2 separate regions of the Homo sapiens genome follow, and region 1 is linked to region 2. The links are chromatin loops, found by intact Hi-C in ENCODE. Cell type or tissue: MCF 10A. All regions are shown on one strand. Each heading gives the region's core, and the rest is flanking DNA. Links, peaks and the distances in the headings are about the cores only. Region 1 has its middle 160 kb from the start of LINC02386. Region 2 holds the start of LOC105369714 (a long non-coding RNA gene).

Region 1 (16,268 bases), core at 4,376-12,375, 610 kb before region 2:
AATATTTTGGATAACACTGTTGGAATGAGTAACTACACACAAGTGGCAATTTAGTATTTCATTTTCATATACCTTATGCTTTATTCTTCCTCTTCAAAGAAGAAAACACTGTATAAACGATCCTCATATGGCTTAACCTCCTAAAGTGGAATGTTAAGGTTTTATTCCATATGAGAGTGTTGATATGGTTTGGATCTGTTTCCCTGCTCAAATCTCATGTCGAATTGTAATCCCCAGTGTTGGAGGTGAGGCCTAGTGGGAGGTGATTAGATCATGGGGTAGATTTCCCTTTCTGTTGCTGTTCTCATGATAGAGTTCTCACGAGATCTGGTTGTTTACAAGTGCACAGCACCTCCCCACTCTCTCTCTTGCTCCTACTCTGGCCATGTAAGACATGCCTGCTTTCCTTTCCCCTTCTGCCATGATTGGAAGCTTCCTGAAGCCTCCCCAGAAGCAGAAGCCGCCCTGGACAGCCTGCAGATTTGTGAGCCAGTTCAATCTCTTTTCTTTATAAATTACCCAGTCTCAGTGTTTTTTTTTTATAGCCTGTGAGAATGAATTAATACAAGTGTTTAACCTGAAACCAACAATATTTCAGACTATTATTAATGGCATCATATTAGTTACAAGAAAAGTTCAATGAGCTAGGATGGTGCAATTTGTAACAAAAAAATCTGTGACTAAATAATATATTATTAATAAATAATGACACTTTCTTCTGAAGGAAATTGTTGTTAACCATTATTTCTCCTTCCCTTATTTTAAGCACTTTTCCTTGTTGACTGAATTCCTATGAGAAGTTTCTGACTTCATTCAGCTCCTGCCTGTGAGAATGAAATAATGGAATGCATAGGCGTGAAGTTAAACAATAAGTCTCCACAGACAAGATAGCCACCAGATAAGTGATGTCTGTGGATTCATGTTTGCTTAACATATTAATCCCTTCATTTTAAAGTATCTTGATACAAATTTAAGCCTACTTAATAAGTAAATGTTCTTAGAACTCAATGTCATAAAGGTAGATCAAATTTCTAATTTTGGAAGTTTTATCTCTTCCCCCCACAGTTCTATCTGTGTTTCTTGGCATTTCCTCTCATTCAGTTTGATTCAAAATTTCCTTGTTTAAAGACATCCAGGGACACATGTTTGTATGAAAATTTTTCTTTTCTTGGGAGGTAAAAATATTTGTCTTTAGTTGTAGAGCTTCTGATGGCTACGTCAAGACCATTATCACTTAACTTGGGGAAGCAGAAAGGTGGTGGTGGTGATGGGTACCAAGGGTGCAGTCACTTTGTCACAGCATTTGAGTAGTGGCACAAACCAAACCAATCAACAAAACTATTGTTGTATCACCTATTGTTTGTGTATTTGAACTCTGTAATAAGATGTGTATACATTTAGAATTATCGTTTCTTCTGGATGAATTAACTCCTGTGTCATGAAATGCCTCTCTTTATCAACAGTAGTGTTCCTTATTCAGAACATTAAGGAATATTCTGCTATTAATATTGCCACTCCAGCTTTCTTTTGATTGGTATTTGCATGGTATATATTTTCCATTCTTTTAATTTATCTATGTCTTTATATTAAAGTGGGTTTTCTTTAGACGGCACGTAATTGGGTCTTGCTTTTTCTCATCCAATCTGACAATCTTTGCCTTTTAATTGAGGTGCTTATACTATTAATTTCTTTGTTGATATGTTTATATTTAATTTTACCATCCTACTAGTTGTCTTCTATTTGCCCTATTTGTTCTCTGTTCATTTGTTTCCCTTTTATTGTCTTCTTTTGAATTCTTTATGATTCTATTTCACCTCTCCTATTGGCTTATGTATTTGTCTGCTTTGTGTTGCTTTGAAGAAATACTGGAGGCTGGATAATTTACAAAGAAAAGAGATTTATTGGGTTTACAGTTCTGCAAGCTGTACAAGCATGGCACCAGCATCTGCTTGGCTTCTGGTGAGGCCTCAGGAAGCTTTTACTCATGGAATAAGGTGAAAGGGGAGCAGATATGTCCCATGATGAGAGAGGAAGCAAGAGGGATGCCAGGATCTTTTAAACAACCAGCTCTTGCATGAACTAATAGAGCAATAACTCACTCATTACTATGGGGATGGCACCAAGCCTTTCAAGAGGGATTCGCTCCATGACCCAGACATCTCCCACCAGGCCCCAGCTCCAACACTGGGGATCACATTTTGACATGTGCTTTGGAGGGGACAAATATCCAAACTATATCAGTTTGTTAGTTAGTCTCCTTTTTAACTATTGCATTACATATCTTTATCTTACCACAGTCCAGATTCAATAATATGGCCTTCCCCGTATTGTGTAAGCATCTTACTATCATTTATTTCCATTTCCTCTGTCTTGTCCTTTGTCCTACTGTTCCCATATATTTTACAAAAGATACTGTGCCTATTTTGACTTCAGACAATCATCTTTTAAAGATATTAAAATTAGGAAAAATGTCTTTTATATTTACCCACATTTTTTATTTTCCTGTACCCTTTCTTTCTTTGTGTAAATAGAAATTTCTATCTTATACCACATTCATTCTGCCTAAAGAACCTCCTTTAGCATTGCTTGTCATGCTGGACTACTGGCAAATAATTACTCTCAGATTTTGTTTGTCTGAAAAAAAAAATTCATTTCACCCTCATTTTAGAAAGGTATTTTCACTAGAAACAGAATTCTGGCTTGACAGATTTTTTCCCTTCAATTCTTTCATGATGTTATTCCATTGTCTATTGCTTACATGATTTCTGATAAAAAAAATTGTGCTAATTCCTATCTTTGTGCCTCTGCTGGAAATGTTTCTTTTTTTCTCTGGTTACCTTCAAGATTTTCCCTTTATGTATGGTTTTAGCAGTTTGACTGTGATGTGCTTGGCTTGGTATTTATACTGCTTAGATTCTCTGAACTTCTTGGATCTATGGTTTGTTTTCTTTCATTAATTTTGAAGCTTACCTCTTCAGATACTCTTTCTGTCCTGTCCTCCCCTTTCTATATTTTGTCTGGTACTCCAAGTATATGTATGCAAGACCATTTGATGGCCCCACATCTTTGGGATAATCTGTTCTTTTTTCCTTACTATTTTTCTTTGTGGTTGAGTTTGGATAATTTCTATCAGCCTATCTTCAAGTTCACTGATTCTTTTCTCTATTGTGTCCAGTCTGCTGATAAGCCTGGAAAGAATTCTCCATTATGTATACACTGGATTTTCTATTTGAATCTTTTTTAGCGATTTCATCTCTGATGAAATTTCCCATTTATTAATACATGTTGTCCACCTTTTACACTAAACCATTTAACACATAAGTTATAGTTCTTTTAAAGTTGCTGACTGATAGTTTCAACATCTCAGTCATTTCTGGGTTAATGACAGCTGAAAAGAGCACACTGCTTCTTCTGGCAGGCCCTCAGTTGTTATCAGTGGTTGAGCTGGGTTTGTTGTTGATGCTGCTGTAGTTACTCTCAGTGCACCAGTCTTCAAATTCCTCAGCGGTGGCTGCTGCTGCTTCTTTGTGCTTAGAGTGAGGCCTGTATGACTGCAGGGCTCTTTTCAGTGTTTCTGTTCTGCTCTCAGCTTTCTGCAGGCCCTGCATGCCTGAGCTGCATGTTTTTTTTTTTTTTTTTTTTCCCACGGTCTTGTTCCATCCCAAGCAGTGGATTGCTGTTGCATGTTATTTGGTGGAGATTCAAGGTTCTCTTGGTTCTCTCTATTTAGCCTCAGTCTTAGGAAGGCCTTGCTCGCATGCTTTTAGGAGGTGTACTTTCTTAGTGCTTCAGACTTCTGACCTCACTACACACCCTCCTCATCCTCTACAGCCGTAGTCTGCTCTCTATGAATGAGGGGTCTTGGAAGGAGCTCTTGAGTGAGGGCAAGTGTCCGACCACTCTCCCAGTGGTGGCAGGCCTCTCTTTTTATTAATATTGGCTTGGGACGCTGGGTTCAAGCAGCTTTCCCATCCCTCACTCAGCTGCAGGTGGCTTTTGCTGCTAGCCCTCCCTCCACCCCAGTGTACCTTTGTTAGAGACCAGGGGCAGGAGAGTTTCCTACTCTATACCCACTGTCTTCCTGATTTTACTTCATGTAAGATGGGGTTTAGTGTCCATGTCCCATTGAGAGAGGGCTATTCCAGGCACCATCTCTGCCCCATCTTGTGAGCATGTGATAGAGACTTCTGGAAAAAACTTGATGAATGAACAGGCGCTTTAATTCTGGGTCTCCCAGAGATTACCAACTGACAGACTAGTCCACAATCAGCATATGAAAATTTGTTACAATTTCATCTATTTTTTTCTTTCTTTTATAATAGTGGTCTCTTCCTCCATTACTGTGCCATAGGCAAATATGTATGTCCATTTATTCTCAGAAAAGCTGTCACTCTTTGGATGTCAGTATAACCTGATTATTTTAAAAATCATGTATTCCGCCAGGTAGAGTGGCTCACACCTGTAATCTCAACACTTTGGGAGGCTGAGGTGGGAGGATCACTTGAGGCCAAGAGTTCAAGACCAGCCTGAACAATGTAGCAAGACCCGTATCTACAAAAAAAATTTTTAAAAATTAGGTGGGCACCCTTGCCTGTATTTCTAGCTACTTGAGAGGGAGGCTGAGGCCAGAGGATTGCGTGAGCCTAGGAGTTCAAGGCTACAGCAGCTATGATCCTGCCACTGCACTCCAGTCTGGGCAACAGAGCAAGACCTTGTCTTGAAAAATGTATGTGTGTATATACATATATATAATTTTTCAGAACACCTTTCATAATATATCTTATCATTTTCATTCAATAATTCAGATCTTTCTATAGGCTTTTCCAGTCTTTATCCAGTGTACAAAATTTTTATATTATTTATAATTTAATTATTTTAAATAAAATGAGCTGCCTATAGACTTTGTTAGCACTTAGTACCTTGAGGCGGAGACATGTTTAGTGTATGTGAAGGCGCTGGGGAGGGGTTTGGGTGATTACTGATGCCCAGGAAAATGTTCTTAAGTAGGGAAGGAAATATTTAACTAGGATCATGCCCAGATGACCTTATTGTATCATAGGAGAAACAAAAATGAAGAAAGCCATTAGGAAATTTATAAAACCTGTATTATATTGGTATTGCTAGCTTTCTTAGTTATGAGATAACTTCCTTTGACGATTATCATCAGGGGAAAGGGTTTAGTCTTAAAGAGCCCTGCTTCCAGTGCTTTTTGGGTTGGTTGATTTACCCAAGCTGGACTCTCAAATTCCTTTATAGTGAAATCCAGAGAATGCAGGAATGTTGTCATTCTTTCTAATTGAGTCCCCAGAATATGTAGCAAAACAGGAATTATGTTGAAGTGTTCATCTGAAAGCTTATTGGAAACAGCATTGGTACTGGAACTGAACTCAACACTAAAATGCTTCGTCTCAATAAAATAACTTTTGGCATCCATTAGAAATTAGCACTAAAAGCTTTCCAAGTAAATCACATGCTAAGGAGACAACATTTCTTTAATTTATGGGTAGCATTTGGTAATGGTTCTAGCTATTGCTATCCTTGGTTCATTTTGCTTAATGTTGACTGGATATTGAAGCTTGGCAATTTTCAACACCCATATGATTTTCAGACAAAGGAAGATAAATTCATTCTGTTCTCAGTTGAAAATGATTAAAGTTAGGCATCCACTTTCTAATATATGTTCAGGAGCATATATTTAAAGAGATACTACTGGAATGTAGGCATTTCTGGTTGACATGCAATTTCATCAGTGTCAGAATAGCTTCTTTGTGGAGTAACCTACGCTTCAAGCTTTTCCATCAGCTAAATGCTTACTATTTGGAATTCTTAATCTTTGATTAAAAGCTGTGATTTTAAGATCATCAAAAATCTTTCTACCTTTTTGCAAAATACAACTTAGAGATTTGTATTTTATAATTTGTTCAGCTTCTGTCTGTGTGTGTCTGTCTGTCTGTCTCTTTCTCCTCTCCTTATTTCTTCTTTCTAATGTAGTATGCTGAAAAGTTGTGACTGTAATGAAAATAATCTCAGTTTATCTTTATATTGTAAAAACTCAGGAGATATAGTGATAGTTTTCTCATGCTAATGTAATTCTAGATCAGGCAGCAAATGCCTATAGTACCAAATTACTTTGTTAAAAAACTCTACAGTTTTTGTTTTCTTAAAAATTATGTATCACATTCTTTGACCATTGACTGATATTATATTTGTAGAGGGCTTGTGACAGAATGCCAAAAATAACACATGCTTGAAGCAATTTTAAAAATCACAAAGAGGGCCATTCTTTTTCAGCAGACAGAAAATGAGATTGTGGATATAAAAGCGAATTAAAATATAAAAATTAGTTTGTAATCCAGTAACAAGAATTGTGATTAACTATCATAATTATCAACCTATAACCATGACGGTGGCCACCATAACTACCCTGGACTGGGTACTTACTAAAGGTCAGAAGCTATGCTGATTGTTTAACATATGCAATCGATCGTTAAACAACACAGGGATTAGGGGAGATGATCCCCACCCCCTGCATGGTTGGAAATCCATGTATAACTTTTGACTTTCCAAAAACTTAGCTACTAATAGCCTACTAATGGCCAGAAGCCATACTGAACACATATTTTGTATATGTATTATTAATACATACAGTATTCTTTTTTTTTTTCTCACTCTGTCACCCATGCTTGAGTGTAGTGGCACAATCTCGGCTCACTGCAACCTCTGCCTCCCAGGTTCAAGCGATTCTCCTGCCTCAACCTCCCGAGTAACTGGGACTACAGGCGTGTGCCACCACACCTGGCTAATTTTTTGTATTTTTAGTAGAGACAGGGTTTCACCGTGTTAACCAGGATGGTCTCGATCTCCTGACCTCGTGATCCACCAGCCTCGGCCTCCCAAACTGTATTCTTACATTAAAATAAGCTAGAGAAAAGAAAATGCTATTAAGAAAATCATAAGGAAGAGAAAATATATTTACTATGCATTAAGTGTAAATGGATCATCATAAAGGTCTTCATTCTCATCATCTTCATGCTGAGTAGGCTGTGGAGGAGAAGGGATAGGAGGGATTGGTCTTGCTGTGTCCGGGTAGCAGAGGTAAAAGAAAATTTACCTAGAAGTGGACCCACGCAGTTCAAATCCAAGTCATCCAACAGTCAACTGTATTTAAATTTTTTTTTCTTTTTTTTTTTTTTAACAAAAGCCTATGAAGTAGGCGGTATTCAGTGTTTGAGAGCATGGACTCATTCACGCCTGAATGCCTGGGTTTTTATTCTGCACCACCATTTACCAGAAACATGATCTAGGGAGAATCATTTAAACTTTTTGTGTGTCAAGTTCCTCACGTGTGCAATGCCAAAAATTTTAGTACCTACACCTTAGGGTTGTTGTGAGGAATAAATGAAGTAGTATGTAAAAAGGATTGGCCGGCCACTGGCGGTGGCTCACGCCTGAAATCCCAGCACTTTGGGAGGCCGAGGCGGGCGGATCACAAGGTCAAGAGATCAAGACCATCTTGGCCAACATGGTGAAACTCTACTAAAAATACAAAAATTAGCTGGGCTTGGTGGCGCGCACCTGTTGCAAAGCTTATAGCTTGCAGAGAACGCCAAGAATGAGTTCTCAGACAATTCCAGCTGAGTGGGGAGGGGACAGCTCTTCTGAGAGAGTGCCACCACAGAATCCATCCTTCTGTCAAGTATTTATTGAAAGAACTTGTTAAACTACAAACATCCGCTAGATGGCTTTTTGAGGTCAGGTCCTGAGACACCTATGGCCTCGTAAAAGCGCTCAAACCTCATTCTCAGGAGGCTGTTTTCAGCGTTCCTTATCACACACTCCACTCTTGTCCTGTTTTCAGGGTCAAGGAGTTACATTCTCATGCACAAATAACATACACACAGTGCCTCAGTATTTTTCCATGCCCCGAACTCAAATGTCATGTACATAAGCTTGAATATGTTGCCATGTGCCCCTGACACCTGTAGTCCAGCTACTCTGGAGGCTGAGGCAGGAGAATCGCTTGAATCTGGGAAGAGGAGGTTGCATTGAGCCGAGATCGTGCACCTGCACTCCAGCCTGGTGACAGAGCAAGACTCCGTCCAAAAAAAAAAAAAAAAAAAAAGAATTAAAACAAACAACCTGGTACATAAAATCAGCTTATAAGCGGTAGTGCTAGGATTTCCCCATGTTTGTTTTGTGTCAAATCAACGTTGAAGAATCGTTGTTAAGAACCATTTTGTTTCTACAATGTTTCCTCTTTCTCTACTTATTGAATTAAGTAGGGAAAATAATATAATCTTGGTTTGACATGTTTATGATATAAGATATTTTACTCTTTCTATGAGCTTTTACCTTTGAAAGGGAAAACACAGAGTATAAAGAAATAGATAATGAAAAGAAAAGTATTCTGGGGTAATGTTATAAAGTCCAGTGTTTAGAATGTGCATGGGAAGCTTATGCTAATGCTAACTCCTCACAGAAGGTTGTAATTATTCAACAGATGAGAATTGATTGAAAATACCTGCTTGTGTTTATTCTTTATTTTTCTATGACTAACAGCTTGAAAAAAATACCCTGTTTGACATCTCTAAAGTCTCTGCTGAATAAAACAGCATTAGTTAAATAAACAAATCACTAAGTTGAAATGCAAGAAATCAACAAAGACATAGTTTACCCATTTTTAGGTAGATGAACCTTATTTTGACATAGGAAGATATTTTTATAGCTAGAATTTACAAATACTAATACTGTTTACATTATGCAAGTCATAGTTATCTTTATTTATATATAATCTATAAAATGCACATTTATTTTGAAATCATTCTAAGCAGGTGTCTGCATGGGGAGACCCACATTAAATATTTGCCCTTAAAAATTTAACCTCCAAAGTACTGGTAAAATATTTAAAGAGAACATAAATCTGGATTTCTAGGAGATGGAGGCAATTAATTTATCACAATTTGAAAAAGAAGCAAAACAAATCAAAAACAACCATTTAGAGTTGGGTGAGTGGAAGGATAATGTCAGTATTAGGTTAGGATCAGGCATCTTTCTGAACCTAATGAATAATCAATGCATTTTAGTTATTGATCATAGAGCTTTATGTAACTGAGTTACATTCTTTATCATAGATTTTTTATGTAACTGAGTTAATTCTTTATCATAGATCTTTATTTTTTGCTTTGCATTTACCTTTAAGTAATTTTTATTTGTGACTGTGAAAGAAATTGTGATGTGATCTGCATGAGGAACAAGTATGAAGAATGTATATATTTTTGGCTTAAAATGTTTTTTAAAAATACTTTTAGGTTCAGGGGGTGCATATTCAGGTTTGTTATATATGTAGATTGTGTGTCATGTGGATTTGGTGTACAGATCATTTAATCACCCAGGCAATAAGGATAGTACCTGATAGGAGTTTTTGATCCTTATCCTCCTCTTACCCTCCACCCTCGAGTAGACCCTGGTAACAGTTGTTCCCTTCTTAGTGTCCATATCTACTCAGTGTTTAGCTCCCACTTGTAAGTGAGAATATGTGGTGTTTGGTTTTCTGTTCCTGCATTATTTTGCTTGGAGTAATGGCCTCAAGCTTCAACCATTTTGCTACAAACAAAGTGAATGATTTCATTCTTTTTTATGGCTGCATAGTATTCCGTGGTGTATACATATCACATTTTCTTTATCCAGTCTACCATTGATGAACACTTGAGCTGATTCTGTCTTTGCTATTGTGAATAGTGCTGCAATGAACATATGCATTCATTTGTCTTTATGGTGGAACGATTTATACTCCTTTGGGTATATATCCAATAATGGGATTGATGGGTCAAATGGTAATTCTGTTAAACTCTTTGAGAAATTGCCAAACTGCTTTCCACAATGGCTGAACTAATTTACATTCCTGCCAGCAGTATACAAGTGTTCCCTTTTGACCACAATCTTGCCAGCATCTATTATTTTTTGACTTTTTAATAATGGCCATTTTGATTGGTGTAAGATGGTATCTCATTGTGGTTTTCATTTGCATTTCTTTAATCATGAGTGATGTTAAGCATTTTTCCATATGCTCGTTGACCTCCTGTATGTCTTCTTTCGAAAAGTGTCCATTCATGTCTTTTATCCACTTTTTAATGGGGTTGTGGTTTTTTTGCTGATAATTTGTGTAAGTTCTTTATAGATGCTGGATATTAGACCTTTGTCAGATGCATAGTTTGCAAATATTTTCTCCCATTCTCTAGGATGTTTACTTTGCTGATAGTTTATATTTCTGTGCAGAAGCTCTTTAGTTTAATTAGGTCCCATTTGTCAATTTTGATTTTTGTTACAATTGCTTTTGGCATCTTCATCATGAAGTCTTTGCCAGGTCCTATGTCCAGAATGGTATTTCCTAGGTTATCTTCCAGGGTTTTTATAGTTTGGGTTTTAGATTTGTCTTTAATCCACTTTGAGTCAATTTTTGTCTATGGTGTAAGGAAGGGGTCTAGTTTCAAACTTCTGCATACAGTTAGCCAGATATCCCAGTACCATTTATTGAATAGGGAGTGCTTTTGCCATTGCCTGTTTTTTATTGTCAATTTTATCTAAGATCAGATGGTTATAGGTGTGCAGAATTACTTCTGGGCTCTGTATTCTGCTTCACTGGTCTATGTGTCTGTTTTTGTTCCAGTACCCTGCTGTTTCAGTTACTGTAGCCACACGTATTCAATGTAGTATAGTTTGAAGTCAGTAACGTGATACCTCTAGCTTTGTTCTTTTTGCTTAGGATTGCCTTGGCTATATCAGACATTTTTTATTTCTATATGAATTTTAAAATCATTTTTTCTAAGTCTGTGAAGAGTGTCATTAGTAGTTTCATAGGATTTAATTTGATAACTGTAATTTTGTTTTTATGCAAAATCTTATCCCCAATGCAGCTTATTTCACTCCAATAATGCTTCATTAAACCACTCTAATTTGTAATTCTAAATGATGGAGAAACACTTAGAAAGGCTGAGATTGAGAGGCCCTCTGATCCTTTAATCAGAAGGTACTGGTGTTATCATGGTTGAAAACAAAGAGAATAGAATGTCTTTAAGATCTGAACTCTTATCATTGACACTCATTGCTACTTTTTCAAAAACTGCAGGTTGTAGAACCACTCTGGTTTTACTCATCTGAAAGCTAATATCGCAGCACAGATGTTTCCCTGGTTGTGGTTCAGTCAAAAGTATAAGAAAGCACATTAGGTGGAAGAGAAAAAAAAATGGCTTGTTTGCTAGGAAACCTGAGCTCTATTATGATATAGGATGATTATGAACTCTAAAGTGGTGGCAGTTGGAGGAGGTAATGTTTTTGCATACCTTCCAAGTTCCTTCTATATCCAGATTCTATGAAACTGCACTGCCATTTTTCTTCTTTTAAAAATTGTTATTCGTTCAATGGCAGGTAAAAAGTTTGAAGATCTGCTGGGTATTGGGAGCTGAGAGGGACTCCTCCTGCTGACCTAATACATTAAAAGGCACTCATTGATTCATTTAGTTATCAGACATATATTTATCACTTTCTGCTTATAATGTCTTAGTAATCATTTGCTTGTTAGAAAATAAAATGCTTTCAAAACTGTTTAAGCAAAAATGAAGACTTTATTGGAAGGAAACAGGAGAATCTCATAGAAACCAAGGGTGGGTATATAATCTTAGTTTCTGAACACAGCAAATAGTAATGTCAAACTGATTTGTTTTTCACCTTTTGATGGACTGTGGCTTCTCTTTGCTTTTAGTCCATGTTGTCTTTCTTTCCTCCCCTCTTCAAAGACTGGCTTTCCCTAAATTGGTAAGTGTAAAGTCACCTCCATCCCAGCTTTTCAAGGCCTCTCAGATTGAGTCTCTAAAAAAGATGAAATAGAATTTCTGTGTCCTGATTCCAGGTTCTCAGAGAAGAGACTGATTGGTCCAGCGTGAGTCAGGTATTGTTCACACCCTAGTTGGAAAGCCATCTAAATAAAAAGTGCAATAATGGAAGTATGCACAAAGTGCTATGGAACCACAGGACAGAGCATCTTACCCAACTTGAGAAGTTTAGCTGGAGCTGACTCTTAAAAGATAGTGAACTGAAGAAAGGTGGGAAAGTCTCTAGGCAGAAAGCATAGCACAAACAACATGAGGAGTATGCAACTGCAAAATGTGTGAACGTAACAACAAAGAGTTCAGGATAGGAGTGGTGGGCAGAATGAGGAACTCTGTCATAGACAATGTTGAGTGTGATCCCAAGGGGCCGCCTGTCCCTGGCAACAAGTGCAGTGGCATGGTCATCTTTGATTTAGATACCTATGTAGCAAAAAGTGATCATAAATCCCAAGAAACATATTGTTTAAATGTGAAAATTAAAAATATTCAAGCCACTTAATGGTAACTTTTTTGAGAATGACAGAGCAATAGTTCCCATATTTTTACCATAATCGAATGCCACATATTTGTGAAAGCTCAATATTGATTATCACCTAAAATTTTCCTTATACTTGTTCATAGCCTGAGAGAATTTTAATATTTAAAAAATGGTGTCAAGAGCTTTCAGGGTGCAATTGCTTTTCTATTCCACAAAATGAAGATACTATGCCATTACTCATACCTGTTAATTGAATTATGCATCTAAACAATTAATTTTCTTCCAAAGAACACACCAATTCATAAACACCTTCATATTTATTCAATATGATAAGTATATAATTTGGTTTTTAGCTTCTAATTAATATCATCATTTCTAAACACTTCTAGTTGGGTAAAATGAGAGCTGTCTACTGGCCAGTAAGATATGAGACATTGGTCAGAAGAGGAGAAATACATCCCCACAAAATTGGTAATTGGGAATAAAATGAATGCATTGGCACCAATGTCTTGTTTTCTTCTAATTACAAAGGCATTAAACATTCATAACTTCATTTTCAAAGCCTGATATACCTGGTTTTGATAATTTTAATAGTGAAATAGCAGCTAGTTAATGCTGATAAAGGCATATCTGAATTTCCTTGAAGAAGGAGGAAGAGAGTAGAGAATGTATTTCGTTAGTGGCTCTGTCAGTGAAAATTAAAATAAAAGCCATTTATTAAGCCCACTTCTGTCTGGATTATCCTTGTGTACCTGACTCAACTAATTACATGGTTTGGCTTGGAATTTAACTCATTCTTGTTGCATCCAGGCAGTTGATAAACCTTATACTAGAGCAGATGATTATTTATTTACTTGGCAATGAAAATGAACAGATGCAAGACAAAGGTATTTTTCTGGCTTGTTCCTTGAGAAGTTCTACTTATATGTTGACTGTGTTTTCAAAAGTGATATAGCAAGTGCAGCTCAACATCAGTTTGCAGCTATTAACTGTAGGTAATTCACTTTGATCAAGATGATGTGACAAAACCTGTGGTATCAAAGCTGTTAAAATTAGGACTTAAACAGTAAGAAATAATGTTTAGTTTTCACATAAGAAAATTTACATAATGATTTGAAGAGGTGCCCTTGCATATTTTGTTTTTTCTGAAAAGTGGTCCTGGAATTTCCTCTCATTTATTTTTAATTATGATGGACTAGCATAGCCTAGTGATTAGGCAGGTAGCCTCTGGAGTCAGAAGTGCTGGGTTCAGGCTGGGCGTGGTGGCTCACGCCTGTAATCACAGCACTTTGGGAGGCCGATGTGGGTAGATCATGAGGTCAAGAGATTGAGATTATCCTGGCCAACATGGTGAAACCCTGTCTCTACTAAAAATACAAAAATTAGCTGGGCATGGTGGTGGGCGCCTGTAGTCTCAGGTACTTGGGAGGCTGAGGCAGGAGAATCACTTGAACCCAGGAGGTGGAGGTTGCAGTGAGCCGAGATTGTGCCACTGCACTCCAGCCTGGCGATAGAGTGAGATTCCATCTCAAAAAAAAAAAAAAAAAAAGTACTGGGTTCAAGTCTCAGCTTTCTCCGTTATTAGTAGTGTAAACTTAGGTTATTTCTTCCTCCAAAAATGGGAATACTGGAGTACATCCTCCTTAGGCAGATGTTAGGTTTAAATGGAATAAAATATAGAAATAGTTAGCAAAAGGCCCAGCACAGCTTAAAGCATTCAATACACATTTATTGATGTTGTTGTTATTATTATTGTACAATAATCCTCATGAAGTTGACTAATTTTTTCTGGAATAGGGAATGGGAGAGAGTAAAGTATCAGATAAGCTTCCTGCCGAATACATCTAAGATGTTATTACTTAATTTCTTGAGAGTTTTGGATGAATGCTTTGTTAGCTCTTTGCTGTTGAGAAGGAAGAGGAACTCTATGGATTGTCTACTTTAAACTAGGAAATTTATGCATTTCAGTATCACTATGCCCCTACAAAGCAGGCCTTTTTTGCCACATTTAAACATGTGAAGGGCAAAGCTCAGAGAGATTGTGTAATTTGCACAGTCGTTGCATGGATGGAAAGTGGAAGATCCAGGATTTGAACCTAAACCTTGGTTTGAACCCAGATCCTAATTCCACTCTGTAGGCGGCCCAAGTCCTAGAGACAGAACCCCCTCATGATCTCCTCAGACAGCTGAAGGTGCTCAACAGACATGAAGAGCATTGTTCTAATCTGTTTTTTTCTGCCTATCCTGTGGGTTCTGAGTGGCTTTAGCCTACATATTACACCCGTTAGGCACTGATAATATGCTCTGCTCTTATCCAAGTCATCATTATGTGGCGATAAGTGAAATTTCCCTGTCCAGGGCCTTGGGCTCAGCACCTTTCAGAAGAGCCTTATTCACCTGGAAGTAAAATGTGTATGTGTCACACTCCATTTCTAAGCAGCCCTCAAATACATCTTTGAAGGACTATAGAATGATGGCCAGCTTGCTGATGAAATAAAAACCTGGGTCCTGATTATATATATGATGCGTTTTTTTTGTTGGATTGTTTTGTTTCCCAGTGAAATAAATTTATGTGTAACGTTTTTGGAGGATTAATTTTTTTTGCAAGGTCATGATTACTTTAGGGCTTTTGGCCATTCACTTTTTAAAGTGAATGCATGCCTGTGCAAGCATTCACTATGGGCATGTGTAAGTGACGTTTCACTGCAATTGGTCATGGTTGTGCACTCATGTGTCATAAGTTTAAAAAAAAGTGAGGCAGTTAATTTAAGGAAGAGGAAAAGACAAATGTAGTCTTCCATATCTCCTATTTGAAATAAAATGTCCTGTAACCTAATTTTTATGTTTCCATAAAACATTTCCTTTTAGCTTTTTACCTAGAACATATGATTCCTTATTGAAATATATTTTTAATAATTTTTAATAATTATTTCACAGGCTGCTTTTCCTATTTTTTTCTGAAGAGTTAAAAAACTGAAGAAAAGTATACAGAAAAATAAAACAAACACTCACATTCTTACTACCCCAAAAGAATAACTTTGAACATTTATAATTCTTCTTCCCAAGTCCCTCCAGGAAATGAAACACGGCAGGTACATCTAATGTCTCCATTAACTACATTTTTACAAATCATATTTCTTTCCCTTTTCAGGGATAAGAACTTTGACGAGTTTGGCATGTAGACTCCCACTGATATGTTATTTTTTTGCGAACTTGTCTATTTTTCCTAAATTACCCAGGAAACTGCTTCAATCTCTGGTTAGTCAAAACAAACAATTTCCTCAAAATAATGTATTGGAAGTAGAAGAAAATACACTATAGGACTCCCCGGATTTTACCCTTTCTTGGTCCCCTAATTATTTAAGGTATCACATGACCTAGTTTCTCCGAATATCAATTTTTATTTACTCATCTATGCTGTAATAACCCTGAATTCCTAATGATTGACTCAGAGTAGGAAGTTGTTTCTCAGATTACAAGAGTCTCAATAATCCTTAAACTTGTCCCTAAATTTCTAGCCCCTTTCAGCATCTTCATGCAAAGATATCATGGAAGCAATTCCTAGACTTGATATTATCAGAGTCCCTAACACTTGATCAGCAGATATCCTTCACTCATCCCTGGGTCATCATGTCCCTGGAACTGCAAATGAGAAACATTGCCTAGGGGCACCATATTCCCCCATCTGAAGAGAATGACAGGACCAGTCTAGTAGGCACCTAATTTCCATTTGCCTCCATTGCTCTCAGAAGCCCAAGCCTTCCAGATTTTGTGTCAACATTCAAATTCTCATCTCATCCTTATCCTGGACATCCCTCAACCAGACTGACCTTGCTGACATATCTCAACAACTGGATATGGACTAGCCATCCTATATTTGCACCTCATTCTCTCTCCTCTACATT
Region 2 (16,268 bases), core at 3,019-11,018:
AACTCATAATCCTGGGAAGACAATCAAAACTTCAGGTACATTTCTGCTACCTGATGGGCCATTTAAACATTTATAGAGAAATTTCATTCAACTGTCATTTTTAATGCGTATTTTCTGGTTATATGAAAGCTTTCTCATACAAAAATCTGATGGCTGTAATAGTAGCTAAAACATTATTAGAAAGTGTGTTTCCCTCATGGGACATTCCTAGAAAAATCTCTAGCAATAAAAGGCACTTGATTCACTGGACAAGTTGTAAAACAAATAAGGTATTTCAGATACAATAGCATTAGGCAAAGGTAACTGATTCAACTAGATTGTCTTATTCAAAAGTATTACAGTGGATACAGTGGATAATCAGATCCACTTCCAGGGGAAAACGTAAGTTGGCCTTTCTAAAATAGTCGGTAGAGGGCCCATATCCCTAATAACAAAACCTCATTTACTTTCTGGTCTGAAACTCTGATATGACTAAATGCTACAAGGCTTTAATACATCATGCCAAAGTATACTTTCGCTAGATTTAAAAAAAAAAAAAGGCTTTTCATGATCAGTGACTGTGGACAATCAAACCCTTCATGGTCTAAAACCCAGAGACTGGATATTCTGAAAATGATATCAGAAAAAGACTGCCCTTTGCTGAGCACAGTGGCTCACACCTGCAATCCCAGTATTTTGGGAAGCCAAGGCGGGTGGATCACCTGAGGTCAGGAGTTCGAGACCAGCCTGGCCAACATGGTGAAACCCTGTCTCTACTAAAAATACAAAAATTAGCCACTGGGTGTGGTGATGGGTGCCTGTAATCCCAGCTAATTGGGAGGCTGAGGCAGGAGAATCGCCTGAACCCAGGAGACGGAGGTTGCGGTGAGCTGAGATCCTGCCATTGCACTCCAGCCTGGGTGACAGAGCAAAACTCCATCTCAAAAAAAAAAAAAAAAAAAAAAAAAAAAAAAAAAAAAAAAAAGACTGCCCTTGCCACCCACACTACAGCAAAACTTTGGGACCTCAAAGCTTAGGTTCATAATCTCACAACTGAAAAGGGCCCTCCAGACTCTTTGACCTATACACCCATTTGAAACCTTAAGATAAAGCTAATCAGGAAAGTTTCTCCCCAAAACAAATGGCATCCTAGACATGGACAGCTTTCCCAAGATCACAGATCAAGACTTTTCTGCTATCATCAGACTCTTACCTCTCTTAATTTTTTCCTTGCTTATGCCTCTATAAACAATAAAACTAAAAAGGGAGATTTGTGTACATCATGAGGTATAACTTTATTTGTAGAGGACTTTGCAGCCAGCATTATACATTGACAGTCTTATGCCTGGGTAGAAAAGATTCAGGACCAATGTGAGCAAAAACATTTAATGGCATCTTTATTCTTCCATAATCAGTCAGAACCAGAACATTGGTTCATTCCTTTTAACCTACATCATAGGTTTAAAACAACACTGCCAGGGGCCTTCACTCTTCTAGTGAAGTTTAAACATGGAGTTTCTTTACACTCTTCTAGACATAATTCTTAGGCCCCTTTTCCCATAATTTAAAGGAGATAATGATTACAATTCATCCCTCATAATAGGCTCCATAACAGATTGTACTACAAAGACTGATTACACAAAAGTCATCTTTAAATTCTCTTGCTAAGGTTGTGCTGGATAATAAAATTACTCTAGATTGTCTACTGGATAAACAGAAAAAAATCTGTACCATTACTGACTCTATTTGTTACATGTAAATAAATGCATTGACTATTACAGAGATTTGGTTGTAGGGTATTAATAAACAGACTGCTTGATTAAAACAAGTAGACTCCTTTTCTGGCTCATTCTTTGATCTATTTCATTTTAGTTGGTTTGGTTCATGGAGATGCTGACTAAGGAGCATACTCCAAACTCTTGATTTGATCTTCTTGATCATTATAATTGTCTCTCTGGCACACTATGTTCCCTCAAAAGTTTTCAATGGTTACATACAGCCATTTGTAAAATGTCAAATGGTCTCTCTTTAATTGAGATGACAAAAACTCAAAAAAGAGTGTTCTCATAAAGACATCATAACCAATAAATGATGTACTGAGACCAAAACCCTAAAATAATGGTAACTGAGAATGGCGTTAAAAGCCTAATGGTCACACTCACCTAAGTAAAATCATAACCAAAAGGAAGAAACTGTTAAACAAAATTAGGAGATGCCATTATTTTGGACTGAGTTCATACAATAGGCCCCAGCAGACCAGACCAAACCAAAATAGAGTCACTCATGCTAAGTGTGACATAATCAAATTAAAATTTTTTAAAAAAATCCTAAACAGGTAAGTCCTAAAATAGACGCGAATTTTCTTTCTGCCCTCCAAAAAACAAGAGATTCCAACACAGAGAGGTCCCCTGTACTCTCTTTCAAAAAAATAACCTAAAAAAACCATCTTACAAAGCTCACTGTTCTGCTATTTCCCAGTAAAACTTAAGACCAAATAAGTGCCTTTACGATAGTGGTAGAGTGAAATCAATGCCTACAGTTTTGGTTCACCTCTCAATTTTGAGGGGAGCATTGTTAAATGTAGCCTAAAACTGCCTCCTTACATATTTTAAGCTTGCCCTAAAAGTTTCTCTGTACCTAGTAAACTGTAACCTAACTGGATGCATAAACAGACCACCTTGTGCCTATTTCTCTCCTACCAATCAGCCAATCAAGACAGCCAGCTGTTCAAACTATGTTCAAGTGAGACAAACACTGAGCTGTAACCAATTCAGCCATTTCTGTACCTCACTTCTGTTTTCTGTAAGTCGCTTTCCTTTTTCTGTCTGTAAATCCTCCCTGACCACATGGCAGTGGCAAAGTCTCCTTGAACCTGTTCTGGTTCAGGGGGTTGCCCAATCTGTGAACTCTTTCTTGCTCAAATAAACTTTGTTACATTTAATTTGTCTAAAGTTTTTCTTTTAACAATGGTGTTCGTGAAATATTTGTCAAGGAAAGGGAGGGAGGGACAGGTTGGATGGATGAACAGATGGACAAATACCCAAAAGTGTAACTGTTTATGCCAGTCATGTTTGTTTATTTCCAAAAATACTGCTTTTATTCAGGGCTCCCCAATTCCCCATTGGCCCACTGAAAACCTAGCTTCTATTCTCTGTCCCCATGTAGCTATGAGATTTTGGATAAGTAAGGATAAAGACCAGCATGATAAACCAACGTGCTGACCATGTGCTGAGCATTGTTCTAAGTGTTTCAAATGTTTTAATAGATTTAATCCTCAAAACAACCCTATAAGATAAGTATGATTGTTGTCCCTGATTTACAGTTGGGGCACATGGTGGGTAAGAAAGGTCACACAGACAGTAGATGGTGGGGCTTGGATTTGAATCCACGCAGTCAAATCTTGGGAGCCTCGTTCTTAACCACTATGTCATACTTCTATAGCCATTGCAGTAAATGCATGTGGAATGAATGGATACATGAATATACACCCTATGGTACTCTCTAGATGTTAATTTTCTCAGGTTGTTATATAATTTCTGTTCTGCCTGTCTTCATTACACACACACACACACACACACACACACACACATTGTCAGTCCTTCAATGGACGAGAGCTTCAGAAAGCTTCTCTTCAATAGATTGAAAGGAAATATTTTGAGACTTTAATTCATCTTTAAATTTTTTGAATTTGATAATTTGTTGAGTTTGGCAATTAAAAAACATATATTTAGAGACATGGATCCTTATTTTTGCTGGAGTGTGGATGAAGTTTGACAAACCACACCTTGTTCCCTAATGTTACTTAAATGTAGGAACTCAAATAGATGGCATTGGTCATTCTACAGAGTGTAAAGTATATGTCCCTTTCTGGGTCAAATCAGATTTGGGCTTCTTGGCTTATTGTTCAGCCCTCAATGTAAATATCTAAACACATAATCACAAGCTTAAGGTGCCACGTCTCAGGAAATTGTTGCTCTACATTCCTTTGTCATGTGTCTGGTTGAATGCTTGGTAGGAGTAACTTGAGATAAGGTTTTGGAAAATGTCCATACTCAGGGCATATATGTATTTTTTAAAGCTGGCATGTGCTTTGTGCCAAATCATCTTATTTTACATGACCATCGCAGCTGTACTAGGAAAAGATGACATTTTGTTAACTTGTGGGTAAATAAGTCTTAGTATCTGGGAACCTTTGATTAATTAATTTCACCTTCTGTATAGTAAAAGTAAGTGTGACATAACAGTCTCTAATGGTTGTGAAAAATATGCCTAAAAGGGCCAAGTGCAGTGGTTCATGCCTGTAATCCCAGCACTTTGGTAGGCCAAGACGGGCGGATCACTTGAGGCCAGGAGTTTGAGACCAGCCTGGCCAACATGGGGAAACCCCATCTCTACTAAAAATACAAAAATTAGCTGGGCATGGTGGCACATGCCTGTAATCCCAGCTACTCAGGGAGCTGAGGTGGGAGGATCACTGGAGCCCAGGAGGCAGGAGTTGCAGTGAGCCGAGATCGCCCCATTGCACTCCAGCCAAGGCGACAAAGTGAGACTCTCTGTCTCAAAAAAAAAAAAAAAAAGAAAGAAAGAAAAAGAAAAATGTACCTAAAAAGTAACTCAGAATTACTAAAGTTTGCTAAAGTGAATCTTTAGACAAAGAGAACACAAGGGCAATTAGAATTGGAGCCCTAGAATGAGAGATGTGGTGATCGACCTGAACCTTGCCACACAGGTTGGAGGTACACCCTTGAGGGGACATATAAACCTGTTGGAGGGAGCAGCTCAGAGGTGGAAAGCATGGACTGAGTATGGGAAGTAGCCACCAGTCTGGTGGGCTGTAGACATACTTCAAGTAATGAAAGGATAGGGCAGAGCCCTCCCCAACATCTGCATCTGCCTCCCCTCTCTACTTCCCTCAAAAACTTCCCAAAACAAGCAGTACAGTATATAGATAAAAAGAGAGTCATCTATCCAAATGCAGCTAGAAAACAAATTCCCCAGACTGCCCTGCCTCCCAACCACATTGCCACCTCTGAAAACATTCCACCATTTTTGCATCCCCCGTTTTCGTATGGAGAGTCACCGGGGTGAAGGGCATCCTATTCGAACAACTATTTTCAGTCCTTTTTCCCCGGTAGGCGTGCATGTTGTACAGGTCCATATCCTTCCAAAGGTCCCATTTGAGAAAACATCATCTTTTTCGCCCTAAGGGAACTAAATACAGATATGAATTTTGGGTATTTTGTACACAGTTAATATTGCCTTTAATTCAAACAAAGTTCATAGTGCCTTATCTCAGTAGCCTGTTGTATATTAGGTGCTTAGTAAGATTTATTTTTTTTTTGCTTTTCCTGCTCCTAATATTCAGTTATTGTTGGTTTTAGAAAGCTTTCTCACTTATTTTGTTTGTTTCTTTCTTTTTAAAGGAGCGGTTTAAAGAAGCTGAAGAAATATACCAAACTGGAATAAAGAACTGTCCAGACAGCTCAGATTTACACAACAACTATGGGGTTTTCTTAGTTGATACTGGTAAGTGAAATTAAAGAGAAACTGTACTGCTGAGATTAGCTAATACAATTTATCAAGCAAAATGGAAGGCAAATAATCCTCAGAAGTAAAATTCACTGGGCTTGGCAGGAAGCTCACACTATTGACAGTCATTATACCTCGGGGCTGTCATTTCTCTAGATCTTCAAGCTCGATTCAGTAAAATCTGGCCATTCTCATACTCATTTCTCTATGGAAAACTCCCCAGGGGACAGGAAGTAGCCTTATGATTTAATAAGTCCCAATCTTCTTTGAATATTATTTATATATATTTATAAATCCATGATGATGAAATGTTTCTCTACAATGATGCAAAACCTGCCTCTGAAAGCAGTTACTGGCAGATGGTAAATACTTTTCTATAACATATTTTTTAAAAGCCTCCAGAATTGTTCCATCATTCCTTCCTTGATGTACATTAGAAACTGCATTATTAAAATTGATACAATGCTCTTATATGACAGGTGCTATATAAAATACACTTACTTTATCTTACTTAATGCAAAACATTACTGGGCATGAATTCTCTTTTCTTTATGACTTATGTAGTGCCTCTGTACTGTTGGCATGCAATGTAAGTAATGAAATTATATTTAAATGTAAGGCCAAAGCACCACTTTGTTCTTGTTGATTACTAGACTAGCTGCCCTGCAGCAAAATTTAGTTTAATTAGTTTTTCAATATGAAATGCTTAAAGGGGTTTTATTTTCAAGGATATTTGGAGCTCTCTTGTTTTACAGAATATAAAATTTACATTCTGATACATCTAAGAAACTTACCTTATTTTTGCCTGTGTAAAATTGTTGTGTAGTGCCACCTGCTGGTTCATTGGCCACATAATAATAAACTGTCTTAAAAATATAAAAACTAGAAGAAACCTCTAGTTGGGCAGGTCTAACCCTCCTCCTTTTACTTCAACAACAGTCCCACCCCACCACACCCCTAAAAATGATAACTCTGTGACCACCCTATGACATTGAGCCTCTGCCTCCAGAGACAGAGGCTCCTAGGGACCTCCTAGTCAAACTTGTATTCAAACAGATACGCTTGAAAAGATTTCTGTGTAGATAATAGACATTCCATTCTATTTAGAATTTCACAGTGTTCTAAAGTGTAGTTACTGAATATAGTTTCACCAGGAAGCTACTTTGAAGAAACCTATCAGAGTAGAGGGCCTTCATTCTGCTTCTGGCCTTACTCTCACTTGCCTTGGGATCTTTATCAAGTCTGTTGAATATCTTTGCACTTTAGTGTCTATATCTGTAAAGTGGAAAATTTTTGTGTGTGGTTTTTTAAATATCTCTTAAATCCTGATAAACAGCTAAACAGTATCAAAAGGCAGCTAAATTGTATAAAAAAATACCTGCAAAAACCATACAAATGTAAGTATTTAAAAATATATAATGCATTGGACAAGTGCATGGTGGCATTATTATGTTGTAAGTCTTATTAATTAAGTGCCATTCAAATGAAAGTGCATGATTTTAAAAGAGATTTTCACTATAGAGCTGATATGTGTTATTTAAAGTAATGCTTCAATTGCTATGTTGAAGTATAGTTCATTGAGACAGACCCTTAGAAATTGCTTCTGGACAGTTTTATTTCTACAGTAGCCTGTTCTATTTTTTATATAATGAGAGCCAGTTATATCTTGGATAAATAACAATCACTAATAATCTGAAGGCATCCTATTAGCAAGAGCGATGACCAGAAAAATTTCGACTAAAATAATATATATAATTAAAACAATAGGTTTTAGTTTTTACTGCTTTTTTGTTAATTTTTTTGGAAGTATGAATGAACAGTGAAATTGTTCAAAGTTAGGCAATGGCCAGGATGAGAAGCTGAAATGCAAGCTAATTTGCATATTGAATAATTTTGGTATAACTCTGTAATAATGAGAAAGAATTATAAGTCAGAAGAGAAAGTGAAATGTTCATGTCTTTTATAAAAAGGCATGTTCTGCTCTTACCAACCTGTCACTGGTTACAGGCTTACCAGAAAAGGCAGTGGCCCATTACCAGCAGGCCATCAAACTTAGCCCCAGTCATCACGTGGCCATGGTGAACTTGGGAAGACTCTACAGGTCACTGGGAGAGAACAGCATGGCTGAAGAATGGTACAAGCGGTAAAGTTCCCTTTCTTTTCTTTATAAGTTGCCCAGGAACCTCAGCAATCACTCATCAGCTTCTTAGTTAATCAGAATAGGTGTGCTCTCAGAATACTAGCAAATTTTGCCAATTCAGGTGATACAAATTTTTATCTCCAAAGAAAGCAACCACAATATAAATGGGATCATAATTCATGACTTTGGCTTGCTGGTTAGACTATAGTGCTGAACCAAGGTTGAAATTTAATTCCCACTTTAGTCAGTTTGTTGTTTTCTGAAGCCATGGATTGCAACCCCAATCATAAACAGCAATTTAAAAAATGAGGATACATGAAAAACTATGCACACATGAGAACAAATTCATCATAATTAATGAGAAAGACCCTTGGGGCTCAGTTTCCATATTGATAGGTCAATAAGACATTCTTACGTTCCAACTATGGCATCATGATCATTTTGTAAAAACCTTGTTCTTGGCCAGGTGCGGTGGCTCATGCCTGTAATCCCAGCACTTTGGGAGGCCAAGATGGTCGAATCACCTGAGGTCAGATGTTCAAGACCAACTTGGCCAACATGGTGAAACCTCGTCTCTACTAAAAGTACAAAAATTAGCCGGGCATGATGGCGGGCACCTGTAATCCCTGCTACTCAGGAGGCTGAGGCAGGAGAATCACTTGAACCTGGGAGGTGGAGGTTGCATGAGCCAAGATTGTGCCACTGCACTCCAGCCTGGGTGACAGAGTGAGACTCTGTCTCAAAAAAAAAGAAAAAGCCAAAAACCTTGTTATTGATATAAAAACAAAGACCGTATTGGAGCAGAGGTTCAAACCATGGACCGTCTTCCCTAAATCTAAGCCTAGACATTTGGAAATGTACCTATTAGAAGAGAAATGTCATTTAGATTTTCTCCAAACTCAGCGCCCTGCAGGTGGCACACAAAGCTGAGATATTGTCACCTTTGGGAGCACTGTATTACAACACTGGCCGATACGAAGAGGCTTTGCAGATTTACCAGGAAGCTGCAGCACTTCAGCCTTCTCAGAGGGAGCTCCGCTTGGCACTGGTGAGTAGGATGAAAGAAAATGAAGCTGGCAACCTAAGCACAGGCAGCCATAGAGAGAGCTGTAGTCCTCACGCCTCAAAACTGGAGCTGGAATGCCGTAATATATCCACTGTATGAATATTCATACAGCTAATGTTAGAGCCATTCTCTAAAGACATGGACACCAAAAATACTGCATTTTTGTTTTGAAATAACTTCAAACTTATGAAAGTGTTGCAAGAATAGTAAAAAATTTACATATACCCTTTCATCCAGCTCCAATGATTTGTAACATTTTGATTCATTTATCACTCCATTGTGTATGCATATGTAGATGTATATGTACCTACATGTATATGTGTGCATATTTAGATATGTATGTTTGTATATACCTATTATTAGTGTGTGTTATTTTTTTCCTGAACCATGTGGGAATTAGTTGTATATATCATTCCCCTTTATCTCTAAATACCTTTGCAAATAGTTTCTAAGAAGGACATTCTCTAACATAACCACAGTGTATTTATTAGACTCAGGAAAATTAACATTCATACCAACAAAATTTTTATTTCAGTGTTTGGAACTTCACTCATCCTTTTCCTTAGATGTGCAATAAATCAAATTTGTTATCTTGCTGTAAACACACTGTTCTGATGAAATCAGAGGAAATTCTTTCTCTTCTGACTTATTTGGTCAACCTTTTTTAAAAGCCACAAGCCATTTCACTGGATATATTTAGTGTTTCTGCCACTCACTCACAAATGCATGCACAAAACTAAATAAAGAAACAAACAGCAAAAAGTCAAAACCTGAAAACTGGTGATTCAGCCTTCTCTATGAGTCACTAAATTGATGCTGAGCATGTTTGTCAGGAGTGCGTTCTGAATGCTTCTATTCAGGGATGCTTTATTTGATAAGGTAATGAAGTCTCTGCTAAGCCAAGGTCCATGTGGTTTTGTAGGCTCAGGTTTTGGCCGTGATGGGTCAGACAAAAGAAGCTGAAAAGATGACCAATCACATTGTGTCAGAGGAGACCGGATGCCTTGAATGCTATCGCCTCTTGTCAGCCATCTATAGCAAGCAGGAGAACCACGACAAGGTAAAGAAGGACATTGTTTAGAGTTCTTTGGATTCATAGGTTAAACATGGGGTGCACCTAAGTGATTCTCCAGTTTGCGTGTTTATAAGCCTGGGAAATCTTAAATCTTATCCGTCAGCATATCCTATCTCTTGGAAACTTTTCACAGATATCCCCTTAACACCTAAGATGTCCCCTTGTAATAATATTTTTCTTGGCTTATCTTTGGTGTAAAGCTTTTATGTGGTATTGTCTTAGTTTGTTTTCAGCTAAGTCTATAAAGATCAAGACCAACATTTATATGCTTTATTATTTTGTATTTTCCTTCTTATATATTGTTTTATGTAATCCTCATAACAACCATGCTTTACAGGGTTGTTATGAGGATTACATAAAACAATATAGAAGAGGAATATATAGGAAGATTACATGAAACAATATATAAGAAGGAAACACAGGGTGACCCAATGTCACAACTGTTATTATCTCCATTTTAAAAGTCACATAATCAGTAAATTTATAAACTGACTCAATGAAGTAATTGTTGAAGGCCCACTATGTCCTGGCCACTGTAGTAGGCATCAGAAATAAAGTGGTATGAAAAAAAAAAAAAAAAGTCACTGCCCTTGTCTTCATGGAGCTAACCCATAGAGAAGGAGATTAAACAGGTACTCACAAAACAAATGTAGAGTGATAGCTGTGCCCAGGAATATCATGAAGCGCTACCTCTCCCAAAGAGCATATAATCAGGGGACCCGATGAGTCTGGGAGGCCAGGTCTCCCTGTAAAGTGATGTGGAGGTGAGGGCTGGATGAAGAATAAGAGTTGTTAGGCAGAGGAAGAAGCAAGGAGGATTCTGGGCAGGGAAACGCACATGCAAAGCCCTGTGGCAGCAGTGAGGGGCCTCTCTGAGGAATGGGAGTGAGGGAGCAGGAGCACCGTAGGAACGCAAGCACAGGCTGCTGGGAGGAGACTCCTTGGGGCCAGGCCAAGGGTTTTGTTCCTTACCATGGGAGAAGCTTTGGGTTTTTGTGGAGAGGAGGAACATGATCAGATATTTGCTTTGAAGGGATCTTTGGCTGCAGTGGGGTCAGTGGGTGCTGGGGGCAGAATGGTCACTAGGACCTGAGAGGGGCTGGTGGGGTGGTCCAGATGAACACATGGTCAGGGAAAACGTCTGATGCCAAATCTTGTTTTCTTTCAACTGTATCACACCACCTCCCTGTAAAGTAATCAAGGATATTTTATTGCCACTCATCGATACGTGGGAAAACTGGAGTGTAAGAAAGTTATTTTGTCAGGGCCACTAATTCCCAGTGAGAAAATCAAAGATAATGAAGAATGTATATATATTTGAGACAAGGTCTTCCTCTGTTGCCCAGGCTGGAGTGCAGTGGCATGATCTCACCTCACTACAAGGTCCACCTCCCAGGGCTCAAGAGATCCTCCCATCTCAGCCCCCCCAGTAGCCGGGATTACAGGTGTGCACCACCACACCTGGCTAATTTTTGTATTTTTTTGTAGAGACAGGGTTTCACCATGTTGCCCAGACTGATCTCGAGCTACTGGGCAATCTGCCCACTTCAACCTCCCAAAGTACTAGGATTACAGCCATTAGCCACTACGCCTGACCAAGAATTGTACTTTGATTGTCACATACCATACCTGCTGACACATAGGAACAAAAAGTATAAATTTGATCAGTTAAATAAGTTTTTCTTTACCTAATCTGCATTTATTCTGTCTTAATTTCCAACCTCTGCAGGCACTTGATGCTATAGACAAGGCTCTCCAGCTGAAACCAAAGGACCCAAAAGTCATTTCTGAACTTTTTTTCACAAAAGGAAACCAATTAAGAGAGCAGAACCTTCTCGACAAAGCTTTTGAGGTATAAACTCATCATAAAATTATATCATCAAATTCACAGATTAAAATTAATTGTCTTTTGATCTTTAAGGAAACATGTACAGTAAGATCTAAGATCACTGGCATGTATGTTTATGGAGTGAGTGAGTTTTTTTTAACTAATTGACGAAGTTTTGTTTATTTTTTATCATTGAGCATCTGGCCCTTGACTGAATCAGAGTTGCGCATTTATTTTTCTGAATAATCATGTTTAATTTGATGTTGACAGCATTCCACATTTTGGCCTCAAACTAGCTTCTCTCTGTCTGTGTCTCTGCCTGCAAGACCTTCTATTCCAGCTGGACTAGTACCTGAAAAGCCTTGGACATTCCCACATGTCCTTGAAATGCCCTCTCTTGACTTGGAGGATGAGATTTCCACTCATCCACCAAGATACAGTCTTTGTCCTCCTGCCTTAGGAAGCCCTCCCTAACCGTCCTTATTCCCTGTGACCTTACTTCTTCTGAACTCTTAAAAAGCATGGACTGTCTCATGAAGGTACCAGTCGTTTGAAAGTGTCACATATTACATTGTATTATTAGGTCCGTCCCCTAACCCCCGTATGTGTGTGTGTGTGTCTCTGTGTGTGCAGGCACGCACAAATCCTTGCATAGTTTATCTCCCCAGTTAGATTGGACTTTCCTTGTAGAGAGGGACTGCATCCTTCTCTGTTCTAAAACAATGTTTTGCATCTTACAAGGTGTTCAGTATCTATGGTTTTGGAATAAAACTTATTCACAGGTTGAACTCAAGAAGACATAAGTAGAAATAGAAATGTTACAATGTTACATACTTTCTCCTTATATCTGGTAAAGCCACAAATTATTGAAGTCATAAAATTATACTAAATATATTATAGGAAAAGTAAAATCTCAAATGATACAATTGTGTTGGGAAATAAGTGAGTGGATTTTTAAATATTATTGGAAAACACATGGAAAGATATTTGGGAAAGCTCATTTGAATGTGAATCCTTTAATCAAAAACAGAAATTGTGGCATTTTTCTCAGAATTTGTAGGATTTTCTCTGCCTTTTCAACATTTTCAATATCGTCATTCTTAAGTTATTTATAACGAATGTGAACATTATTAATAACTTAATTGTGAATATGTATGTGTGTGTGTGTATATATATATATATATGGCCATTGATTCATAATAACAGCTGAAATGTATTATCACTCTGTGCATGATTCATATGTATTATGTAACTTAATCTTCACAAGAATCCTATAAGAAAGGCATGGTCATTATCATCATTTTATAGTTTTGTAAACTCAGGCTTAAAGGTCATATCTTGCTCAAAGTCACAGAAGTGGGTAAGAGACGGTGTCAGGGTTTGAATCCAGGTCTCCTACACTACATTCCCATCTTCACTGATATAAATTAATCCAAGAGACACACCCTTTTGGTTTATTTTAGCAGCTTTTTGAAGGTATAGTTTCATAACATTTCTTTCTTTCCCCTAAAACTGAAGTAGAGGAGAATGGACCAGATTTTATTTGATGGACCTGTTTGGTCATATTCTTGCTAATGAAAATAGCAAGGAACATTAAAATATGTGCACAAATACTTAGCTTTGTAATTAAAGGCAATACCCTTAACCTGTGGCTTTATTTCAGGTGACCACTTGAGACTCAGTGGTGAGCACACCTTTGATACAAAACATGCATAATGTTAAAAATATACCACACATCACTGATACTACATTTAATAGGATACATGTTATTCAGACCAAAGAAAGTGCTTGAGGGATAAGTAACTCTCTTTAAACATTTGAAGACTTTTCATGTGGCAGGGGAAAAAAGACTGTCTAATGAATAAAACTATCCCCTAGTAAAGTAGATGTTCTTAAAGAGGCGGTGATCCACTTTAAGAATTTCAGCATAGGCTGAACGACTAGGTCAGTTATATTGTAAAAGGGGATACTGCATTAGGGTTAAACTGTTCAGAAGACTACTCCAAAATTCTGTTATTATAAAAAGAATTTTCTTACCAATTCCATTTGCAGTGAAAAAAGGCCAGAAAGTACAATTTTCTTGCAGGTCAAGGCCAGTTAAAAATGATGTGATATAATAGAAATCACCTGAATTCCCTGCAGGCATCCTCAGTCTCTCTAAGTCCAAAGGTCAGCTCTGCAGGGAAATTATACATTTCAGTTTCCTCCACTTTAGAATCATCAACTTTGAAAAATAATAGAAATAAGCAGGGTCTCCTGTGAACTAGTAGCGGCTGGTTTCATTGTATTACTACTTTAAATTTTCACACGTGAAGAAAGTGGTTTCTGCAATCCTGGAGTTTGGAGGTTTGTTTCCTAACCTGAGGATATTTCTTATTTATTTAGAGCTATAGAGTGGCTGTGCAACTAAACCCAGACCAAGCACAGGCCTGGATGAACATGGGTGGCATCCAACACATCAAGGTAGGAGAATAATTCACTCCCATGTGGACCGGGCTTTCCCCCTGTGTTTTCTCTCTCTGTCTTCTTTCTTAAAGGATTGAGGAACTATTGTTAATTTCCTTTTTGAAATCATTTGAATATCAAAAGTATGGCAGTTTAAAAGTGAAATAGCTCAGTTTATGTTCATTTTGCATTATCTAGATACTGAATATCCTGAAGCTATTTTAAAAATAAATCTGTATAAATTAGATTTTATGATTTTTCTAACCATGAAGAAAATCATATGTACCTAATGGAAGTATCCCACAGCAGGTAAAATCTGTTTATGGGAACTAAATCGTTGTTCAAGCTCAGTAGCTCAGTATAGCTTAATTTCTTCCCAGTTTAACTCACTGTCAAGATTAAAGTGTTACTTAGAATATTACTTCCTATTTCTTATGTCTAATATACCTTTTCTCCCTAATTTTTTACTGGAAAGCAAACTTGTTTGTTTTGCTTTGTTTTGTTTTTCCAAAGGAAAAACACTACCTTTGGGTGAGTCTTCCCAAAGATTGAAAATGACCTTTGGGGGACTATTATCTGTAACTAATGCAATGAACGATTCGCCATCATTCATTTATTCATTCATCCATTCATTTTATAAGCATTTATGGCGAACATCCTATGTGTCATATCCCCTGCTAGGCACTGGGAATACAGTAATGAACCAAGAAGACAAAAATTCCTGTTCTTATGGTGCTAGTAGGAGGAGATATATTAATACAAGGAGGAGGAGGAGGAGATATATTAATACAAGGAGGAGGAGGAGTTGATATATTAATACAAACATACATACATGAATGTTTAATGCATGCATATGTGCATATGTATATGTATAAAATATATTAGCTGGTGATAAGTGCTAAGGAGAAAAAAGAGAAAGAAGATTGGAATGCCAGGCAATAAGGGCTAAAGTTTTAAATTCAGGTGGTTAGGAAAGGCCTCAGTTACAAAGTAGTATTTGAGAAGAGACCTGAAGGAGTGAGCCATGTGGCGAAATAGGGAAAGAGCACAAGCACGTGCAGAGGCCCTAAGGTTTGAGCACGCCTGTTGTTTAAAGTGAGGAGGCAGCGTGGCAAGGAGAGAGCAAAGAAAAGGAAATGGGAGAAGCTAGGGTCAGAGAGGGTGCAGGGTCAGATCATGCAGCCTTCAAGGAGTTTGTAGGGACTTGGGCTTTTATGCCAAATGAGTCAGGGTTTTTGGAGGACTTTGAGCAGAGAAATGCCATGATCCAACATGTTTTTAAAGAACCACCCTTGCTTAGCTAACTGATTTTCAGTCTCTGCACTGATAAAATAGCAGTGTAGTGATTAAAATTTGAACAAAGTCCTAACGGGTTTTACTGTTAAGTGGAAACTGATCACTCTTGGAAACACACACAAAAAAGATGACCTACGATTACACAAATGGGAGGGGTTAATGGGATAATTACCCTGCAGCTGACAGCTTTGATCTGGTAGGTGGTGAATTCAAGCACGATATTTTTCAGAGCCAAATTGCCCAAGCTCTGATCTTAATGATATTCTAGGGTGTCCAGTAGTATCTAGCTGGGAAACATAGAATGAACTTACTTTAAAAGAGTAAAACGATAATTTTAAATATTTTTAATCATATGTTAAATAGTTACATTTTCAAATACAGTCATGTGCCACATGACATCATTTTGGTCCAAGATGGATCATATATATGATGATGTCTCATGGTCTCATAAGATTATAATACCGTGTTTTTACTACATCTTTTTTGTGTTTCAGTATGTCTAGATACACAAATACCACTGCGTTACCATTGCCTACAGTATTCAGTACACTAATATGCTGTACAGGTTTGTGGTCTCGAATCCATAGGCTATATCATATAGTCTAGGTGTGTAGTAGTAAACTATTTCATCTAGGTTTATGTGGCTATATCCTATGATGTTTGCCAAAAGGAAAATCACCTAATGACGCCTTTCTCAGAAGGTATCTTTGTCATTAAGTGACAAACAACTGCAATGTGCTCAATATGTTTTCAGATGGAGTATATCTGCAGCTAAAATAATGGGTATAGTTGTTAATTAGAAAAAGTACAACAAATATACTCAAAAGTGTCCAAGAAGTCTGGAAATAGAGAAAATAGTATGTCTACTGCACTCTTTACCAGGTGAACCCATTGCTTTAAATTAGGAAGT

Evidence for each region. A loop is a pair of places that touch in the nucleus more often than their neighbours do. Peaks named below come from ENCODE experiments on the same cell type or tissue, not always from the same donor. Only the 100,000 strongest peaks of a DNase experiment are listed, where the experiment ranks them.
Region 1: a loop joins it to region 2, with 8 times the contacts of the local background. A loop is called at or near these places in 5 of 110 quality-filtered maps.

What each region holds. Positions count from the first base shown.
Region 1 is chr12:30,125,924-30,142,191 of GRCh38, reverse strand. No RefSeq gene overlaps it. Among named protein-coding and RNA genes, the nearest start is that of LINC02386, 160 kb to the left of the region's middle. In MCF 10A, for the core only: a CTCF peak has its summit at 7,746; a DNase peak (open chromatin) is centred at 7,751.
Region 2 is chr12:29,509,855-29,526,122 of GRCh38, reverse strand. TMTC1 (transmembrane O-mannosyltransferase targeting cadherins 1) reads left to right here. Exons shown (of 18, transcript NM_001193451.2): 12 at 5,403-5,505; 13 at 7,516-7,651; 14 at 8,552-8,696; 15 at 9,637-9,774; 16 at 11,519-11,641; 17 at 14,003-14,080. It overlaps LOC105369714 (a long non-coding RNA gene), which reads right to left and starts at 6,392. Exons shown (of 6, transcript XR_007063258.1): 1 at 6,303-6,392; 2 at 5,060-5,190. In MCF 10A, for the core only: a CTCF peak has its summit at 6,329 (motif pointing left); a DNase peak (open chromatin) is centred at 6,332.